Regions from separate parts of the Homo sapiens genome. Here region 1 is linked to region 2. Evidence: read pairs that join two places in POLR2A ChIA-PET (ENCODE). Cell type or tissue: OCI-LY7. All regions are shown on one strand. Links, peaks and the distances in the headings refer to the core of each region. The heading gives the core; the rest is flanking DNA.

Region 1 (2,920 bases), core at 168-2,667, 540 kb before region 2:
CAGAGCACTGTGCTCAAAGGATCACAAGTTTGACCTTTGTGATTATGCGACAACTAATGTCACTCTGTTTTCACATTAGACTGAGCCCTAGCTGTAGCCAGGAGCATCACTGGGGACACATGGAGGACTGGCTGGGAGAGTGTGAGTGGCATCCCTGCCTTTGGAAACCAGCTCAAAGTCCACTCTAGCTCAAACTGCTCACTTTAACAAACACCTCAAGTTTGTGTGTGTTCCGCATGTCACCATCATTTTAGGTAATTTTCAAAGAACAAGTGAGCAGCGAAAGAATACAAGGCTCACTCCTAAGGGACTTCAGGCTGAGGCACTAGCCCAGCTGGGATGACCAATGAGATTGACTCCTTCAAGAAGTAAGAACTCCTTTAAGAAGTAAAGACTCCATTCTCCCTGTCTTCGGTGAAGTCACATAACTCGTCTTTCTCACAGGGCCTGCCTCTCTGGGCACCTCAGCCAGTGCCTGCAGGGCTGGTTATCCAAGCTCACACTGAGAGCTGTCGCTGAGTGTCAGGCACACAGAACCAGAGGGCTGGGCCTTTGACAGCAGCTCCAAAAATAAGGTGCCAGGCCCTGCTTCTCACTTTCCCCTTGTGCCCTGTGAGCTGCTGGCATTGCCTTTGGAGCCATTACTCAGCAGGCTGAATGTAGCAGAAATAGGATGCTGCTTTGACTCAGGAGCCCAGATTCTTTCTCGGGCTGAGTCCTGCAAGCCTGTCTCTTGCACTGCAGTGGAGGGCCCTGGCAGGGCTATGTGGGGACATAACCTGGCCTCTCACTCTCACTTCCTGGCAGGGCAGTAATCCAGGACAGCGTTTTGCTGCTAACTATCCCTGGGCTTTTGCAGGTGTCTCTGTGCCCCTGGGCTGTACAGCACCAGCTATCTGGTGAACACCCTTTCCTTACCTCCTCCATTCTTTTCACACACACTCCTTCCCCCTTCTCATCCTAAATGAAAACCTGGCCTGCCACCAGGCCCCATCTCTCTTCCTCAGGGTCAGAACAGGCTGACATTCTCCAACCTCCTGACCCCAGCTTCTCCAGACCCCGGCTTCCCCACCCTTCTTGGGCACATCATCCTGTTTTACTGCTGGCTCAGTCCACTCAACTGTTCGCTGGTGTCCAGCACATTCTCTTGCCCTCCTCAGTGGCTTAACACCTGCCTTGTAGCTTTCATGACAACTTCCTCTTCTGTCACCTGTTTTTTTACTTTTCTGGTATCTTAGCTTCACTATTGTTTTCTAAAACCTACAAATAACATCTGCCCAACCTGTCATTCACTGTAACAAATATACTTTGGACATGGGCATCAGAATGGCCCATATCATACCAAATTCTTACAACCCTACTCTGACCACAAACATCTTAGCTTCTTTCTACCTGTCTGCTTCAGGTAATTCTTCCTCACCTGCTCACCCTTCCCAGAATCTCTTGCACCCTCCACATCCAGCCTGGATCCCTTGGCCTGCCGTTTCCAGGGTGCCCATGGGTCCCGCATACTTTCACTCTTCCCTGGGTCGCCTGTGCTGACTTCCCACCTTGGGTAATCCCTACCTCAGTTTTCTTTGGCTCTGCTCCCAGATTGCTGAGTGCAGCTGAAAACGTACAAGCTCTCTGTGGTGTTGGAGCCTTCAACAACCCATTCCATTAAGACCATGTGTGTCTGACTGTCTTCCCCACCATTTGCACTTCAAGGTAGGGACTTTAGCACCCCCAGGATAATCATAAAAAGTTAAAATGTAGTACACGACTGACACTTGCCTAGGCACCTTACATATATAGTAATTTATTTAATCCTCCGATGACAACAGAGAAAGCACTGTTATCACCTTTCCTGTTTTTCAGTGAGGACACTGGGGCTCAGAGAAATGAAGTAACTTGCATAAGGTCACAGGATCAGTAGATAGCAGAGTCAAGATTATGGTATCTGGGTGACACATTTATACTGTTCTCTTCTTAAGAGCTCTGTGGAAAGTTTGCTGACTTTCATCAGAGCTTCTGCTGCAGCTAGCAATCTTTTAAATCATCCCCAGTTCACTCTTAATTGGACGTATGTATATTTCTTTTTTTTTCTTTTTTGAGATGGAGTCTTGCTCTGTCGCCCAGGCTGGAGTGCAGTGGGGTGATCTTGGCTCACTGCAACCTCTGCCTCCCGGGTTCAAGTGATTCTCCTGCCTCAGCCTCCTGAGTAGCTGGGATTACAGGTGCGCATCACCATGCCCGGCTAATTTTTGTATTTTTAGTAGAGACGGGGGTTTCACCATGTTGGCCAGGCTGGTCTCAAACTCCTGACCTCGTGATCTGCCCGCTTTGGCCTCCCAAAGTGCTGGGATTACAGGCGTGAGCCACTGTACCCAGTGGATGTATGTATATTTCATTTCTGACTCTTTAATACTTCTGGTAAATTTAGACCAGAGATCATTGCTCTCTGGTCCCAGTGGGCATCTAGACTCTCAGGGCAACCTTCCATGCTCTTCTTCCTTGTGTTTGACTGAACTAGCTCCCAGATGAGCTTCCCTCAGGGCCCCATGTGCCACAACCCCAGATACCTCCACTGTTCAGCGGGGCTGTGCTGTCCCAGTTCCCATTCTCTAGGGAAGAGAGAAGACATTACAATTGTCATGATGGTTATTTAAAGTCATTTCCATGTCAACAGGCTTTGGAAGCTGGGACTTAAATCCCCCCTCTGCCACTCACTACCTTCCATGGGCAAATCACTTAAATTCAAAGAGATTTAGTTTCTTTCTCTCTTCTCCTCTCTCTCTTTCTTTTCATTCTTTTTTTAAAGGAAGTCTTGCTCTGTTGCCCAGGCTAGAATACAGTGGCACGATCTTGGCTCACTTCAACCTCCGCCTCCCGGGTTCAAGCGATCCTCCCGCCTTAGCCTCCTGAGTAGCTGGGATTATAG
Region 2 (2,920 bases), core at 223-2,722:
ATTGCTCTGAGCACATTTTTTTAATTGTACTTTCTGAAAAAATTTTCACCTTCATCACCACTTAAAAAGAATTAGACAAGGATGTTTATATAAACACTTTAAATGTATTTGATATAAAATTTTTATTTCTTTGTAGACCCAGAAAACCCCAGAAGTGGTGATACAGTGGAAGTACAAGTGAATGGAAATCTTGTCAGAGAACCTGACCATATGGAACTGGAAGAAGATAGGGCTGGACAACTTAACATGCGTGGAGTTTTTCTGCATGTCCTTGGAGATGCCTTGGGTTCAGTGATTGTAGTAGTAAATGCCTTAGTCTTTTACTTTTCTTGGAAAGGTTGTTCTGAAGGGGATTTTTGTGTGAATCCATGTTTCCCTGACCCCTGCAAAGCATTTGTAGAAATAATTAATAGTACTCATGCATCAGTTTATGAGGCTGGTCCTTGCTGGGTGCTATATTTAGATCCAACTCTTTGTGTTGTAATGGTTTGTATACTTCTTTACACAACCTATCCATTACTTAAGGAATCTGCTCTTATTCTTCTACAAACTGTTCCTAAACAAATTGATATCAGAAATTTGATAAAAGAACTTCGAAATGTTGAAGGAGTTGAGGAAGTTCATGAATTACATGTTTGGCAACTTGCTGGAAGCAGAATCATTGCCACTGCTCACATAAAATGTGAAGATCCAACATCATACATGGAGGTGGCTAAAACCATTAAAGACGTTTTTCATAATCACGGAATTCACGCTACTACCATTCAGCCTGAATTTGCTAGTGTAGGCTCTAAATCAAGTGTAGTTCCGTGTGAACTTGCCTGCAGAACCCAGTGTGCTTTGAAGCAATGTTGTGGGACACTACCACAAGCCCCTTCTGGAAAGGATGCAGAAAAGACCCCAGCAGTTAGCATTTCTTGTTTAGAACTTAGTAACAATCTAGAGAAGAAGCCCAGGAGGACTAAAGCTGAAAACATCCCTGCTGTTGTGATAGAGATTAAAAACATGCCAAACAAACAACCTGAATCATCTTTGTGAGTCTTGAAAAAGATGTGATATTTGACTTTTGCTTTAAACTGCAAGAGGAAAAAGACTCCACTGAAATTCTAAGTTTGCCAAGTAGTGTAATTGAAGTCCTTGTCTGGTCACACAGTTTAATTCTATTTTTGTAAGAACATAATGGGACTGCATAACAGAGTTCTATATTACAATTTTGTGATTATTAGTACAGAGTACAGCTATGCTGTGACTGTTTTGGAAAGCCAGTTTTAACACTATGTTACATTTTTGTTTAAAGTAAGTTAAACCTTATATAACATAATGACATTTGATTTCTGGATTTTTCCCATGATAAAAATTAGGGGGATAAATAAAATTGTTACTGGAATTTCTCTGCTTTTCTTTTCCCCCAGTGTTATACTTTATTAGAATTATAATTGATAGAACTTTAAAATCATCAACAGTTTGTTTCCTTTGACATTTTAGGTGATATTGCCCTTTGAGATCATTACATAGCATAATGGCAGCATATTTTAAGAGTGACTCATGGCTATTAGTAGGAAATAAGATCAGTTACTATCCTGTATTCTGTATTGCTGGCTATTAAACAGTAAGATAATTAACAAATTGAACTACAGTTTACACACAATGGGGCAAATGGGGTAGTAAGAGCAAGGAAGAAAGTTTACCAAACTAAATATTTAGGTTATTGTATGATAATATTGAGACTACATTTCTAAATTATTTTGAGAATTTCAACTTTTTATTCTACCAAAGTTAATCTGAAACTTGGACATGTTCACCAGCATTACTTTCTTTGAAAGATTGGTATAAAAACATTGAGCTGCAAGTTTATTTACAAAATATATAAGTATTTTTAAGGATGTTGACACCTAATAATTACATGCTAAACGCAAACGATTAATGTAATCTTTTAAACCGGGCGTTTGAAAAAAAATTTTCAAGGTCATTTCATGATAACCAATCATGAATGGATTTAAATGGAGCTTTTTGAGCACAACCAGCAATGTTTGTGCTTTCTAAGAGTCACTGACTTGAGAGGAAAGAAAACCAGAAGGTTAATGCAGTTTGGATATTAAATTCTTAGCAAAATTAATAATTAAAGCAAAATTAATTAAGATTTTGTAAGTCATCCTGTCTTCACATACTCAGATCTTCCAATAGTGGCTTATTTTGCAAGATGCCACAATATCTACACAGAAAATTGTGGCTATTTCATTATTGCTATAGATTTCAAATCCAACACAAATATTTAAGGGTGTTTAAGTTATATTTTTCTTGATAGAGGGTATGCTTTGTGACAAAATTAGATTTTTGTCCTTGAAAGGATTAATATTAGCATCAGTTATGTATAGCTCTATTTTTCTAGAAACAAGGTATTCTGACTACTTTTATAGCTGACTACTTTTGGGATGGCTACGTTTTGGGATTTAAAATAGTTCATTGTTTAATGGGTTGTAAGAGGAAAAAGTGTTAGGATTTGACAGTTACTTTTTAAAGGGATGATCTTTTGTGGTGTGTGTTTTTCCTAGTATAAGCCTATTGCTGGCGATGGGCCTATTTAAGAACAGCTGATTTTTTCCAGTGAAAATATGGTAATTTTAGGAACACAGTTTGTAAGTTCACATTTACTATAATGGGCCAAAACCATAACCTGCCAGTTTGCAATACATCTTGATCTTTTAATATTCTTATCTGATATTGTGTAATTCAATTCCTAAACTGATAGTTACCTTGAATTTTGCGAAAAGGTTTGGGTGGTTTTTTTTAAACATGAAATTGAGGGATCTCATCTGGGCGAACAAGAAGAGAAAGCTGTGAATTGTACTGTATCATGTACATTCCTGATTTAATACTTTACAGAACATTTTATTCAGATATCAATTTGTTACATAAACAT

The links. ChIA-PET counts read pairs that join two places held together with the same protein. Peaks named below come from ENCODE experiments on the same cell type or tissue, not always from the same donor. Only the 100,000 strongest peaks of a DNase experiment are listed, where the experiment ranks them.
Region 1: POLR2A ChIA-PET joins it to region 2 with 7 read pairs; 1 of 35 experiments calls an interaction of 5 or more read pairs at or near these places.

The regions. Positions count from the first base shown.
Region 1 is chr1:212,117,311-212,120,230 of GRCh38, reverse strand. No RefSeq gene overlaps it. Among named protein-coding and RNA genes, the nearest start is that of MIR3122, 41 kb to the right of the region's middle. In OCI-LY7, for the core only: no CTCF peak of the experiment used is centred there; a DNase peak (open chromatin) is centred at 1,200; H3K27ac peaks cover 1,349 bases.
Region 2 is chr1:211,573,506-211,576,425 of GRCh38, reverse strand. SLC30A1 (solute carrier family 30 member 1) reads left to right here. Exons shown (of 2, transcript NM_021194.3): 2 at 137-2,920. The coding sequence ends at 1,038. Among named protein-coding and RNA genes, the nearest start is that of SLC30A1, 4.2 kb to the left of the region's middle. In OCI-LY7, for the core only: no CTCF peak of the experiment used is centred there; no DNase peak of the experiment used is centred there; H3K4me3 peaks cover 278 bases.